Regions from separate parts of the Homo sapiens genome. Here region 1 is linked to region 2. A link is a loop called in an ENCODE intact Hi-C map of the cell type or tissue named here. Cell type or tissue: endothelial cell of umbilical vein. All regions are shown on one strand.

Region 1 (8,000 bases), 110 kb before region 2:
GTATATTTATCAAAATAAGAAATTAACATTTGGGCTTCCCCAGTTTTTATACTATCTGAGTTCATTCAGGTTGCTATGAAAAATACCTTACACCTGTTAATTTATAGATAACAGAAACTTATTGCTCACAGTTCTGAAGGCTGGGCAGTCCAAGATCAATCCAAGATCAAAACACTGGCAGCTCTTTTGTAGAGTATCCTTCATTTTGAGTTTGTCTGATATATTCTTATTATTACATTGATGTTATGAATTTTGAGATATACCCCAGAAGTGATATATTTGTGTTGCATTGTACTGGGGCCTTTGTAAGATTTTTGACAAAAAATACATGTATTCTCTCATTAGATATATTTAAGTAACAGATAGATGACTATTTGCAATGCTGAATGAATCTCTGTGCTGTGTGGGGCTGGATCTTCAAGACCCCTTTCAACTCTAAAAGTCTAAAACTAATAATTGAGCATTGCAAATAAAAAGTCACATATGAAAGATGAATATGAAATTTGAGTAGAGCTAAAAGACTAGAGAATTAATTTTCCAAATAGTGATCCCTACTTTAAAGAGTATTAGGGTTTTCCTACCTGGGGGCTGAACTCAGAATGTGTTCTCTGCTTTGTACTGGGGGCTTTTCCCAATGTGGAATTGGGAATGTGGAATCCCAATGTGGAATTGACCTTCAGTCAATTTCCCCTTATTATAGCCCCTGAAGTGGCATCTGTAAATGCATGTTTGCTATGGGTAATTGAAGCTACTAGGTTTCTCTTGTGGTTTTCCTCTGTGTTACTAAAGATTAAATTGATGTGTAGTTGAGTAGCAAGCCATCTAATTTGAAAGATAGAAATGACCTGACTCTAACTATGAGTGTAGTTTGGATATGTTAAGTAACCTTTTTGTCTTAATTTTTCCAGCTGTGAAGCATAATTCCTACTGAAATATATTGACTTCTACAAGTATTGGACTAAAAACATATCTCCAGAAATATAACACCTACCCCTGGGAAAGTCTGATGTAACATGGTTAACCTAGAAGAGTTAATGCTGTGTGTCAACATATGCCTTGTAAAGGTGCTACATTATATAATTGTAAAAATGAAAACACTAAACAAAAGAGTTTATTTGAAATCTACTAAAGTCCCTCTGGTGAAAAGGAGGCACGATTTTAACACTGTAAATGCTATGTTGGCATGTCAGCTGTATATCTTGGAAAGACCACAGTGCTATGGAAAATGGTCTCAGAAATTAGAATGCCTGATTTAGCCAAAAGGCTTCAGCCACCTGCCAGATATATGACCCCCTAACAAATCATCTAATTGCACCACTTGGCTTCTTCATCTGTTACAGTAGACAATCAGACATGAATTCTAAGATTCCACCTCCTAAAATCTATAATTCTTTGATTTTTTTCAAGACCTCAGCCTACATATCCGTAAAGTGATTGATTCTGTCTTGCTAATACTGTTCATAAATACATATTTCTGATATTCCTTTGACCATTCAGAAAATGCTTGGCTACCCATTTTTTCCAGCCTGAAAAAGCAACTTAAAAAATGGTTAATCATTTGTTTGAAAAAATTGATACTTTTTTGTTATATATAAAATGACCTCTTCAATCTCAACAGAGAATATGGGATCTGGTCATGTTTGAAATAGAAAATGATGTCATAAGTAAATACGTATAAAATTTAATGATTAAACTATCTGCTCTAGATGTTCCAAGTTATTTTATTGGCATGAAAACTGTAAAGTGTTTGGAAAACAGTTTCATTGTGACAGGTATAATCAACACATTTTCTATAGTTGCAGACCTGTTCACAAACAATGTTAAAAGAAAAATAAAGTGACATAATGTCTGGGAAAGAATTCCCTAATAGAAACAGACCCAAGTCCATGGTTTGTGGTTTTGCAAGTATATAATTCCTTCTGGGAGGCCTTCTGGACAGATTTGTATCTATCCTAAAAGGAGTATCTATGTTTAACTGCACAAAGGTGATATCTCTTCTGTGTGGTCTGGTCCCTTCTGTTATCCTTGCTGATCTAAGAGAAAGAAGCATGTTACCCTATCAAACTCCAAACTACACTTTATGAACATCTACTTCCTTCTGTAACCTTTGCCAGCTCTAGCTAACCCTTAAAGGTTCAGGACAAAATACCTTTTGAGGGTCTTTAATGTCAGCTTCAGTCAATTTCTCATCATGCTGAAAGGCAAATGGAGCTTTGTGATAGGCCAAATGTGTCATGAATAAGCAAACATACCAATTCATGTTGAATTCTAGTGTGGGATCATTCCCATTTAAGAGTTATTTGTTTTTAAAAATAATGGGGAATCAAACTCTTCAATTATGATTTTTTGTAATAGTTTTAATGGTTTACAATAGACCACCTTCAAATAAATATATCAGCTGCTTTGGTGATCAGTTTCAAAATCAGAATATTCAAATTTACATAGAAAATGGCAAAATCAAACACACTTTTCAACAATGCCTATAAAACTTGTCATTACACTATAAATATGAATATCACACTCAATCTCAGTTGTGTAGTAAATGTTTAACAGCTAGCTCTCTGGGGGAAAACCTTTGATATTTGTAGTGTTTGCCCATGTTCATGGTGTAAATAATCTCATTATGGCCAATTTCAAGCAACCCAAGTTATTGAATATGGAATTGGGAAGAAATGTGTACAGTCAGCTCTAGTACACCACTGATCATACCCATTAGATGAATGAAGAAAGATGAAAACCATTTGGCAGAGTCATAGACGGCAAAAGGCCTGTTTCCCAGGTTCAGTCCTGCAAGCCCAGCAATTTCAGACGTAATTGCCTACTTCACAACATTAAGAATATGTTTCTGGTCAGGTGCAGTGGTTCGAGTCTGTAATCCGAGCTACTCAGGAGGCAGGGGTGGGAGGAAGGCTTGAGATCAGTAGTTCGAGACCAGCCTGGGCAATGTGGTGAGACTTTCTAAAAAAATTAATTAATTAAAAAAATAGTAATTTTCTGTACAAAAGTAGATTAAAACCAAATGTAATTTCTTTTTGATAATACTTTTTACCACTATTTAAAAAATGAATTCTTAAGAATTGAGTAATTTTCATTCAAAATTACATGTGTAAGAGATTCCTCTACATGAAATTAGAGAGTACTCTTAGGCTGTTCAGCCATACAAAGCAGACAAATAAGTGAATAGTGAGTGTCCTGTTGCTCAGCCACTGAATAAAGACAGCCCTGGAGATCTTAGCTGTCGCAGCTTCCTATAACTTTGAAGAAAAGAAATTTGAGAGCTAGGACTTTGCTCCCATGGGCTGTGCAACGCGATCTGGTTGCACCCTTTTGCCATGTCATAGAAAAGTCAAATCCTCTTCCTTACTTTTGGGTCCTAATTAAGCCTTATTTTAAAAGAACAGCTAAAATTACAATTCTGACATTTGACAGGAAAGACTCTGAAGATAAACTTGGCAAATGGTTACTTAAAGTTCTTAGCTAATGAAAGTATTTATTTGTTTTATGGTGTTTGCTGTAATCAGAACACATATACGTTCACACCTCTTTTGAATGCTTGTATTCATTAAATGTCTGCTTAAAATACCTCTTCCTCAGGCTAAGGACTTCCCTCTGCCCCATTTCTGGAGGGAATGTTCATTTAAATGTTACCTTCATAAATCTTTTAAAAATAAATATTTTACATATTTAAGATACACAACATGACATTATCAGATACATATATAGTAAAATGATTACTACGATGAAACCAATTAACATATTCATCATGCCATCTAGCTACTCACCCACCCCACATCCCCCCACCCTCGCCCCCATGACAAGAGCAGCTATAATCTCCTGAACACTTTTTCTGTTTCTCTTCTTTCTCTCCCTTTCTTCTTTCCTGCTGCCCTCTCTCCCCACTCCCCCCAGCTCTTTTCATGAAGAATGTGAAGAAATAAACCCGGAAATTGAAACACAAATACAGGAAATTCCAGGGTAAGCTTCATATGGGAGAGTTAATATGGTCATCAGGATGTTGCATTTTAGACTCTTCTGATGTATTGACTATACTAGTATAAGGTAACCAGATGTCCTACGTTAGGCAAGACGGTGTCTGAGATTTCAGCTTGTTTTCTCTTGACAATATTTCTCCTCAAATGCTGCTACTAAAGCCACCCTGTTTACTGGCTTATTTTGATTATAGAAATGCTGAAAGCCTCCCTGACAATCCTACTTGTCTTCTGGGGTCCTGGGAAGTGGGCATTTGACCGCATGTTCTCACTTATAGGTGGGAGCTAAACAATGACTACACGTGGTATTAAGGTGGAAAGAATAGACACTGGGGATTCCAGAAGGTGAAAGTGAGGGAAGGAGGCCAGGCTAAAAACTATCTAGTGGGTACTATGTTCATTATTTGGGTTCACTAGAAGCCCAACCCCCAATATCATCCAACATACCCATGTGACAAACCTGCACATGTACCCTCTGAATCTTAAGAATAAAAGAGAAAGAGAGAGGACACACAGATTTCCATTAAATATTTCAACTTTTCTGTGTGGCTGAAATTTTTCATTCAAATTAAAAAATAATAGGAAGAAAAAGAAAGTGGATATTTGATCTGAGATGAGCTACGATAGTACTCAAAAGGCAGCAGCAGAGAACTCAATCATTCACTAGCTGGACCAGTCATTGCCATCTAGCAGAGAACAAGTCCGTAGCCAAGGGCCTTCCTTTCTAGTGGCAGAGGTAAAGAAAGGTGCTTTGCTTGAGCATCATGAGGATTCTTTGCTTTACCAAACTTTAGTCAGGTTCCTGGACCTTCTCCTAGGCCCATCTGTGCACCTCCTTGTAAAATCCAGTTTTAGAAAGTCCCTGCTAAGTTTGTTTAGTCGGGATCCCCCATCCTTTGTATCAGATCATTCTTTATTTTATTTTATTTTATTTTATTTTATTTTATTTTATTTTATTTTATTTATTTATTTATTTTTTGAGATGGAGTCACCCAGGCTGGAGTGCAGTGGTGTGATCTCAGCTCACTGTGACCTCCACCTTCTGGGAGTCAGGCGATTCTCCTGCCTCAGCCTCCCGAGTAGCTGGGACTACAAGCACGCACAATCATGCCCAGCTAATTTTTTTTTTTTTTTTTTTGAGACGGAGTCTGGCTCTGTCACCCAGGCTGGAGTGCAGTGGCACAATCTCGGCTCATTGCAAGCTCCGCCTCCTGGGTTCACGCCATTCTCCTGCCTCAGCCTCCCGAGTAGCTGGGAGTACAGGTGCCCGCCACTACGCCCAGCTAATTTTTTGTATTTTTATTAGAGACGGGGTTTCACCGTGTTAGCCAGGATAGTCTTGATCTCCTGACCTTGTGATCCACCCGCCTCGGCCTCCCAAAGTGCTGGGATTACAGGTGTGAGCCACCGTGCCCGGCCTTTTTTTTTTTTTTTTTAGTAGTGACGGGCAGGCTGGTCTCGAACTCCTGACCTCAAGTGATCCGCCTGCCTCGGCCTCTCAAAGTATTGGGATTACAGGCATGGGCCACTACACCTCGCCAATATCAGATCATTCTTGATATCTTATCAGGTTCTTCCTTCTCCACCACTCCCCAAGTGATGTCTGATCTCCCTGGTCTTCAGCAAGAATCCATTTAGGATGGTTTAGTAAGAAACTCCAATACCCACAATGTTTCCTTTATCCACTGACCCTCACCCTGCTCCTTGGCTATAAAGTCCCACTTGCCCATGCTGTATTTGGAATTTAATCTAGTTTTGTACTGAGGTCTCTTTTCACCTATTACAATAGTCCTGCAAAAATTTGGTTTTACTGTTTTAACTGCTGTCCAGCTATAGTTTTTCTTTGAACCAGCATTGATGCAAGCAGCACCTGGAGACAGGAGAAGAGGGAGGCTAGTAAGAAGGAAGTAATTATCTTAAGGATCAGTGAAGTAGTAAAAGCCGAAGGCTACCTGGACACACTTGACATTTCCCCTGCCCTATTGTTCTCAGAAAATTCTGTCTCTAGCTTCATTTCCTGGTCTTACTTTCACCCCCACTTTAAATTATATCTATCTATCTATCTATCTATCTATCTATCTATCTATCTATCTATCTATCTATATATGTACTTATATATATATATATGTGTGTGTGTATTTTGTTGCTTTTTTTTGAGATGAAGTCTTTCTCTGTTGCCCAGGCTGGAGTGCAGTGGCACGATCTCGGCTCACTGCAACCTCCGCCTCCCGGGTTCAAGCAATTCTCCTGCCTCAGCCTCCCGGGTAGCTGGGATTACAGGTGCCTGCCACCACGCCTGGCTAATTTTTGTATTTTTAGTAGAGACAGGGTTTCACCATGTTGGCCAGGCTGGTCTCGAACTCCTGACCTCAGGTGTTCCACCCACCTGGGCCTCCCAAAGTGCTGAGATTACGGGTGTGAGCCACCACACCTGGCCTGTATTTTTTTATTTTTATTTTTATTTTTTGAGATGAAATGTCTTCTGTGGCCCAGGCTGGAGTGCAGTGGCACTCCAGTAACATCAGTAGGGATAGCATCAGGTTCAGGAGGCTGAGAAAGAGACTCAGATCCAGCAAACAGGACATGGGGTCTTATTGAAGGAAACTTACACATAGAGCTGGTCCAGTGGCAGTGAGCTGTACAGGAGAACTGCAACCACTTGCAAGAAGCATGTGGTTTATATGACATTTCACTTAGCACCCTCTCCCTAACAACCTCCACCTGGCAGCCTTCATTTAACCCAAAACAAAGGGGCTTGATTCCTCGAGTGGCCCGTGTTCCAAGGGAACAGGCCAGAAACTCAGGTGTTCTTCATAGATAAGGAATGAATCTTGGTGTTGGCTACTCCTAGGTTCCACAGTTTGGAATTCTGAACGTATATACATTCAGGTGCATCTACCAAACAGGGTCATTCTCAGGATTTGATTAAGATTTTGCTATCGGGTATGTCTACTATACATGATCATAGCTTACTGCAGCCTCTAACTCCTGGGGTCAACAGATCTTCCTGCCTCAGCCTCCCTAGTAGCTGGGACAACAGGCAGGTGCCACCACACTCAGCTGATTAAAATTTTTTGTTGTTGTTTGTTTTGTTTTAGAAGTAGAGTCTCACTATGTTGCCCAAACTGGTCTTGAACTCATGGCATCAAGCAATCCTCCTGCTTCAGTCTCCTAAGTAGCTAGGATTACAGTCTCCAACCACTGTACCGGGCATCCACGCACCTCTATAAAAATTCGTTTACTTTTGTTGCTCAAGATAATACTTATTTGTGAATCCAGTGGGCATTTATTCCTCGAATTTCCACAACCAGGGGAAAAGCCTATCAACTTGACTTGATTGATTCTCTGTTATCTGACAATGCCCATTTCCTGATTTTACACATCAGATGGATTTCTTAACCCAGAGCATTATCAACCTATCAGTGAAGATGCATCCCACATCTGTGCTGAGTCTCTATATTTGAAATCACATCTGAAATTTATGTTGATTTTCTGCTAGTGATGAAATCCTACATTTAAATTTGTGCCACCCCATAGTTATATAAGTAAATAGAGTCTGGTCAGAGTATGTGGAGTATCCAAGCCTTCCATGAGCTGATCCACTCATGTTTCTAGTCTGACCTTCTGTCATTCATTACCTGCCACACCCAAACCTGAGCTCCTAGCATGCGCACAGTTGAATCATCAGGCACACTTTGCAGCTTCCTATTTGTCTGTCTCCGTACAGGCTTTTCCTTCTGGCTGGAATGGACTCCTCTCGACTTCCCTTTTCTCACCTCTGCTTGAAATATGTGCACCTTTTCATAATGGTAAGACAAATAAAATAAATTCAGTTTGAAGTTTTAACAAGGAAAAAGAAATCTGAAATGTAAAGGCCAATAATAATCTGCATCTGCCCCAACATGGTGTTTGGAATTTTTCAACCATGATAAAGAATGATCTAAGCAAGGGTGTTTTTACACCATTCTTCTAATGTTCTTTATTTCTTACTGGTGTCAAGACCTCACTGAT
Region 2 (8,000 bases):
ACATGTTTGATTTTACATCTTATCAAAATATTTTTTTTAAAGAATTCCTGAAATACTCCCTGGAAAATGTGTCATGGTTTAAGTGTCTCCAAAGTTTTCTTAGAATTTCAAAAGAGTTTTCAGTGTGGACACATATACATTAAGAATATACTTGAAGCTATGTTGTTTTTCTGGACCCCCTCTAAAGGAAGAATGTAAGAAGGTGTTTTAAGTTGTGTTAGTTTAGTTTTGTTTTTAAACTGAATTGATAGAATACTCTGGCATTAGGCAGACAAAGAATAAATTTTGCTTGTAATTAGCTCTAAGTATTCCTTCTTACATAGCTTTGCTTCCTGTGTTTTACCTACCCTGTTCAATGCCAATTTATAGAGGTGAGTGACGGCTACCTCTGTATTTTTTATTCAGGAACTTTCCCAAGAGTAGAGAGAATAAAATCTTCGAAAAGAATATTTCATTCAACATAAAACTTTGTTTTCCATTCCATTTTTGAAGCCAACCTTAACATTGTAGGGGATGCCTGGCTTAGGCAAAAGCATTCTGTCTCTCTCTCTTGATCCATGCCCATGGCTCTCTGTACATAACGTGTATAAGGTGTGTAGTGGTTTCAGAAGAGGAGGGGGAGCTGTAGGGAATAAAAAGTTCATGTTAAGCAGGAGTAACACGTGCCGGGTAAAGGAAGATTAACCTCATTCTTAGAATATGTGTTTTTCCTCAACTCACAAAGAAAAATCATTTCATAGATAAGAAGAGTGTCAATCCTTGTCACGGAGCCTTTTGAAGTCATCATTTATAGTGCTTATTTGAGTATTGTTATCCTTTCTCTCTGGATACTGCAAAATCTTTAGTGTGCTTGGATTTCCATGGCCAACTCTACAAGAATTTAGATCAGTGTTGCTTAAAGTGGGGACCAAGGATCTATGTGGGTCCCAGAACTGTTTGTTAGTACCTGATGATGAGATAAAAAGTTGGGGTCAGAATTGCTAAGCATATTGTTTATTCATTTAATGTTTTTTATGTAGCTAGACTTTCTTGATTATTTCCTGGAGTGCTGGAAACAAACAAAGACAGGTTACCTTGAGTAGCAGTTATTTATCTTTCGGCCTCTGTATTAATGTTAAATATGCGAAAACATTTAAGTACTTGTTGTGAAAAAATGAATGTTTGCTGATAAAACTGTACAGCAGCCTGGAGAGTCAGAGATCCTGGGCCTTAGTTTAGACCCTGGTGCCTACCAACTGTGTGACCTGAAGCAACCATCTCTGGATTTCTTCATTTGCAAAGTGAGCTGGAATTGTTGTGGATTAAACATTTTAATGACATGTAAGAAATTTAAAGGAATGAGTGCATCGAAGCATTACATTCTCACATCCAGACTCACGTTGTTAACATATTAAAATTGACCATTGATTGAATGAGAGGACAGGGGCTAAATGTGTTAAGTTTAAAATTTAATTTAGATACTCCACAACTCTTATCCCTTGAATATTTCCCATCTTTAAACGCATACTTTGGTAGGCCAAAAAATCTTCTTGTGGTCATAGTGTGTCTTCATTGCTATAATAATGTTCTGGAAATATACTCTAGCCAAAAATCTCATTTATTTCCCTGCCACTGTTGTGAAGAACCATGACAACATCTATTTTCTCTTTTTTACAAATCCACAAGACCTAACAACCTTTAATCTGCAGAAGAATATATTAAAAGTTGACAATGTTTTTTCTGCACCGCTATGTATGGTAAAACCTTACTCGTTTTCTCATTTTTTACTCATGACAATAGCAATATAAGTAGGTGTTGCAGATATTTCAGTGATACTTCAAACAGGATCTTTTCCATGAGGCAAACAGAACCAAATGCAAAGTTGAAAAACATTAAGAAAAGGTATTTTGCTAGAAACAGAAATAGCATTTCAAGTGATTTGTTTTGGGAAAAGCTTGCAACGTTACCAAAAATTAACATAAGTAAATTTGTTCTTTTTATTAAACAGAAATATCATTCAATAAGCTGGTCAACTAATGTCATTCGAATCTGGGTTGGGGGTGGTTTTCCAGGTTGTATTTTGGGGTGTGTGTGTATGAGTTTGCATTATTGTCCTTTTCCTCTTTCCATCCCTCTCAGTAATCTGTCACTGTCCACTGGGTTGAATGCATTGGAACCTCTTTTTTTTTTTTTTTTTTTTTTTTTTTTTTTTTTTGAGACGGTGTCTCGCTCTGTTGCCCAGGCTGGAGAGTGTAGTGGCACAATCTTGGCTCACTGCAACCTCCTCCTCCCAGGTTCAAGCAATTCTCCTGCCTCAGCCTTCCAAGTAGCTGGGACTACAGGCAAGCACCACCATGCCTGGCTAATTTTTGTACTTGTAGTAGAGACGGGGTTTCACCATGTTGGCCAGGCTGGTCTTGAACTCCTGACCTCAGGCGATCCACCCACTTGGGTCTTCCAAAGTGCTGGGACTACAGGTGTGAGCCACCACGCCCAGCTGGAGCCTCTCTTTAGTGTTCCAGATGCCTCCATAATGTAGGAGTACCCAGTATTTTCCAATTCCTTTTCTCCCTAATTGTTTGCATAGTGCATCCCACAAGTCCAAGTTGACTACTATTCCAGATCTCTTCTCCAACACCACATCCCTGTTCTTTTGGTATCTTTCCATCTAGAGCCTTTTGCCTAAATTGCTTACTTACTCATTTCCAACTCAAATTTGAAGTCAACAAGCTGTTATAGGTTTAGCCCACTGCTGTATTTTGACAAGGTAGGTGCTCACATGAATATTTGTTGAGTTAAATTATTTAAATACAACCTGCCAAAAGCTGGGTCAGTTTCTTCTTTCTTGATATCAGATTCCTAACACTTCAGTTGGACGTGCTAGCTATCTCCTTTAGACATATACAGCATTTTCTTTGAACACATCTTGTGACATTTATACTAGTATCATGTTAAAAACACAGGATTTGTTGTCAGACAGAAGTTCAAACCTCGGCTGTCAAATCTTGAACATGTGATTAAATTTCTCAAGGATGCAGTATGTTCTGTCAGGTGAGGATGTTGATGCCTACCTCATAAACTTCCATGAAGATTACATGGCATAATATGTATGCAAAGTGCTTTGCTTCCTGTAAGCATTTCATCATCATAATAGCAAACACTTGTACATACTAATGTGCCAGGCACTGTTTTAAATTCTTTATGTTTGATAACTCATTTGTTCCTCACCACACAATGAAACAGACGCTATTCTCCCTGTTTCCCACCTGAAGAAACTAAATCACAGAAGGATAAATTATCTTTCCAAGCACACAGACCTGGCAGGCTGTAAGAGTCAGGATTAAAACCAGGATGTCTGGGCTGTGCATTTAGCCACTCTGGTATACAGCTGCTCAGGAGTTGTGTATTGTTCTCTCCTCCTTATCATAAGGAAGCGTGTAATGTAATGGAAAGTGTCATGAAACTTGAATTTTACTTCTAGATTATCAGCAGCTGTTTACTCTTAGGCAAGTCATTTATTCTCTTTAAGCCGTAGTTTGGTATTCTTATCTAGGAAAAAAAGGATTTGAGTAGCAATCACCTTCTTTTTGTCTTCCTGGCATTCTTTTTTGGGGGAATTGCCCCTCTTCCAGTGTATTCCAGAAGGACTCTCAGTCACTGTCAGTGGCCATCAGCTCCGCTACTGCAGGGCTTCCTACTCCCAGACAGAGATGGTCTGTGACTCCCCTGGGTTGAGCATATGAGCAATGCAGGATTAGAATAGTGTGTATTTGTGGCCGGGCGCGGTGGCTCACACCTGTAATCCCAGCACTTTGGGAGGCCGAGGCGGGCAGATCACGAGCTCAGGAGATAGAGACCATCCTGGCCAACATGGTGAAACCCCGTCTCTACTAAAAATACAAAAATTAGCTGGGCGTGGTGGCGCATGCCTGTAATCCCAGCTACTCAGGAGTCTGAGAAAGGAGAATCACTTGAACCCGGGAGGTGGAGGTTGCAGTGAGCTGAAGCCGAGATTGGCCGCTGCACTCCATCCTGGTGACAGAGCGAGACTCAGTCTCAAAAAAAAAAAAAAAAAAAAAAAGGAATAGTGTGTATTTGTAAACTGTATAGAACTGGGGGAAAGCAAGCCCTTTTGTATTTTTCAAAATACATAAGCTGAAATAATCATGAAGGCATGAAGCTGTCAGGGACCATCTCTGCCACCAGATGGAGAGAATTTGCTTGAGACAGAATCCAAAATAAAGAAAGCAGAGATGTGAAATGCGGTTTGGGTGGAGAGAGACAGAGAGAAAGAGAGACAGAATGACCATTATGACAATGAGTTTGGTACCTGGATTCAGCTATATCTGAAGTCAGTCTACTGCTATACTTTTCAGTTTTGTGATCCAACAAAACACTTGTCTCCCCTACAGACAAGTTTGAGTTGGCGTTCTTTCATTTGTAAGAGAAAAAGTTCTTATTCACACAGACTTAAGGAGATCATCTCCCTTTTAACTACAGTGTTTTGTAAACTTAAGTTTCATTATATCTTTGCAGTCATAAAGAAATATATTTTTGAGCAAACAGATATTCAATGAATTTTTAAAAAATAAATTGAATTGTTGAGCCTATGTAATTCAGGATAAAAATAGGTGTATCTGGGATCTTGAACATATATTTCAAATGACTTTTATAGTTTCTTGGTGATTGACTACTTTGATCATGATCTAAAATAATTTAAAGCCAATGTTTCATTGGCTTAGATATTTTTCTTAACCAGCTGACTTCTTCTAAACCTTGTTTGGAAAGTCAACACTCTAGAGGACTGATGCAAATTAAAGTGTTTTCCTGGGCACAGAGATAAGTGTCTTCCTGAAATCACAAGCAAAACACAAGATAGAATTGTTGAGGGTTGAGTAGGATGTAAAGGGAATTTCCAGTCATTGCCTCTGCAAAATAATATAGGGTCAGAAAGTTCAAAGGGGCTCTGGGAAGGAAAGAACAGAATGGCCCCCTCAATCAGAATTATATCCATTTTATGTTAAAACCACCGAACTACTTTCAATCTGGTACATATGTATTATACATATACCTACTGCAGCTTACATGCAAATGTGTTCATATACTTAGAACCACATGCAATGATCCCCTCTGCAATTATTCACAAATTAATCCTCCAAAAAGAAAGCAAGCTCTCTTAAATCTCTCCCATGTGCCAGGAAGTATGCTAAATGCTTTATACATTATCTCATAATTCTCTCAACAGAGATATGAGACAGATCTCTCCCATTTTATAGATGGTGAAATTGAGATTTAGAGTTTAAATAACTTGCTCAAAGTCTCACACCTACGAAGCAGTTTAAGTCATTCTGGCTTAAATACTCAACTTTAATCACTGTGCTATGTTGCCCCTCCCAGGTGTAATCTGTTTTAAAGATAAAAATACAGAGATATTGCCTGCCCAACAAAAGAGGTTGTAAAGTTTAGTATTCTTGGAACGAGGCAGAAGGAGTGGGTATATGATACATGGGAAAAAATCAAGTTATAAACATTTAGGAGGCTAATACTGGGGGAAAAAAGACGAAGACACATATTCCCTTCCTAGAAGTGATAAATCCTATTTACTGAGACTTAGTTTATTTTATGTAAATTCTATGTTTAACGTGAACTCATAGTTTCACAGCTCAAACCTGTTTGGCTGCTAACATCCTCCTTAGAGCTCTGCCAGCCAGAAAGTAAGCCAAACAGCAAAGCAATGCATGCTACAGCCTGCCAGATGCAGCTGCTGAAATCTAGCAGCAGATTTAGTGTTTCCTGTAGAGGCCTCCTAAAAACAAAAGTTCCCAGCTTGTTTGTATGTGACCAGCTTATGTTTCCATGATGCCTTGGACCATGGCTTTTTAGGGGTCATTTCATTTCATAAACCTTGTTCTGACTCTATAGGGAGTCCACTGCGTTCACACAGCCATGCTCATGGATATAATGAAATTTGATTTTTAAGTGGAAAATACATTGTTTATTATTAGCTTACAAACCAGACTTTTCCAAATCATGCAAAAGATTAGGGCAGTGTTTGATGCAACGTTCATCCATTTACTGAGGTGATGGAGACAAGGTCATGCTTGCTGATGAGATGAAACTTTAAATGCCTTGAAAATGTGGGAGGTCTTTGTGAGACTAAGCAAGGAATTCCATATAGCACAACACACACAGTGTTAGCTAGCTGCCCACATCTGTGTGTGGCTCAAGCAGAAATAGTGATGGAGTCTCTTAGAGCTAGGGATTGGTTCCCAACGGCCTCAACCCAAAGAGTTATACAAGCTTTGGGGAATAGTTTTAGTGTAATTGCACATGTGGTTCTTTTTTGTGACGTCAATCTAAGAGCCGATTCAACATTACTGAACCTTAGATTTTTGTCTCAAACACTTCTTTAAAAGTTTAGAAGATGCAATATTTCCTTATATCTAGCTTAATGTATTTGTTACATAAGCTTCTATAGAATGAGGTTATGAGAAAACATACTTGATATTTTTACCTAGCAAGTGTTTTAATAATTTGAGGCATTATACTTTATTTTTGTTAACACTTACTGAAAGCTGTCTGTATATTAGACATATAATATATATTTAGTCTCCATGTAAGGTTTAGTGCATTTTATTCCTTTGCTCCCTTTGTTGCTGTCTCCCTTTACTAGAATGTAAGCACTACAAGGGGAAGTTGTTTTGTCTGTTTTATCCAGTGATAAATCCTAAGCACCTCCAATCATGATTGGCTCAGTTAGGTTTTTAATAAATACGTTTTGTACAAATGAACAGGGAGTATACTCAGGGTTTTATAGACATATCCCTTTGAATCTTCATATCAACCCATATAAGCATGTTATGTTTTCATTCCTATTCACTGATAAGGAAAATGAGGCTTTGAGAATTTAAATAACAATTTCTCAAGTCCATATAGCAGATAAATAATCAGCCTGAATTCAATTATTGAACTCTTTCTCCGAACTCCATGTTTCTGATTTCTGGTATACGTTCTCCTCTTAAGCAATTGTGTGTAAAATCTGAGTTGTATGGCTAAAATGTCAGGCTCTCTTCTGGATAAAGAAAGTCCCAGAGGGGAGGAGAAGGGTTGTCATGGTCTCTAGAACCCCAGGGAGTTTCTGGGGTGCATCACTGTCTTTGCCACCTAGTCTGACTGTCAGAAGGCTGGGGAAGAGGTCATCATTTTGAGGTTCCTCTTTTACTTGTCTGACAGTGAAACAGCTATGGAGAAGAAAGAACCAGGCACCTAGTGAAGCATTAAGAAATCATTCCTAGCCCTGTCTCTCGATTTCTTCATCAGCTTGGGTGTGTCTGTGTTCTCGAAAATACACAGGTTTGAACAGAGCATGTTTGTGGTTTGGATTTAAAGAGGAAGGAAAAAAGAGAAAAGGATTGAAGAAAAAGCAAGGCAAATAAAGGAAATGAGTGCTTCCGACACTGAGGAAAAATAAAGTTATAAAAACAAATACTAAGAACGGTATATTCATTAGAAGCTATTCTCCTTCTAGAACAGGAGAAAAATTCTCCATAACATTGGTACCAAAATATGCAGTCAAATCTTCCTAGAACCCTGGGGTCGTGAGTGTTTCACCAGCCACTTGCTGCTGTCGTTCTGATCTGCCTATTAGTCTTATTCGCTTGATCATTCTCCTCTACCTCTCCCTTGTTCTTTTGTTCATGGTTTTGCACCTCTTGAATGGGAAGTCTGAGTGATGACTCAGACATATTAAGACACATTTTATGCATTAAGATTTTTTAAAAATGGCATGTAGACACTAACATCATGCTTTTCCTAAAGACAGAATTACGTTTGCCTGGAATTCTGTGTTGAAAAATCTGAAGATGCACTAATAAATACTTGATGCCTAGTACCTTGACCTTCTCTTTGGGGACCAAGATCTAGCTTGAATATTATCTGTGACCTTTTAGGTTATTTAACTAAACTGAATAATTAAAAGTTTTTTATTGTTCAGTAACCTGAAAGTAGGGTGTGCATTTGAG

What was found. Hi-C counts contacts between places; a loop is a spot of excess contacts. Peaks named below come from ENCODE experiments on the same cell type or tissue, not always from the same donor. Only the 100,000 strongest peaks of a DNase experiment are listed, where the experiment ranks them.
Region 1: a loop joins it to region 2, with 2.7 times the contacts of the local background. A loop is called at or near these places in 2 of 110 quality-filtered maps.

The regions. Positions count from the first base shown.
Region 1 is chr12:58,958,135-58,966,134 of GRCh38, forward strand. The region is part of intron 2 of LRIG3-DT (LRIG3 divergent transcript); the gene reads left to right. Among named protein-coding and RNA genes, the nearest start is that of LRIG3-DT, 41 kb to the left of the region's middle. RefSeq lists an enhancer at 7,625-7,794. In endothelial cell of umbilical vein, no CTCF peak of the experiment used is centred here; a DNase peak (open chromatin) is centred at 3,967; H3K27ac peaks cover 1,634 bases.
Region 2 is chr12:59,071,979-59,079,978 of GRCh38, forward strand. All of the region lies in intron 3 of LRIG3-DT (LRIG3 divergent transcript), which reads left to right. Among named protein-coding and RNA genes, the nearest start is that of LRIG3-DT, 160 kb to the left of the region's middle. In endothelial cell of umbilical vein, no CTCF peak of the experiment used is centred here; DNase peaks (open chromatin) are centred at 3,323, 4,313, 4,853, 5,823 and 1 weaker place; H3K27ac peaks cover 3,439 bases.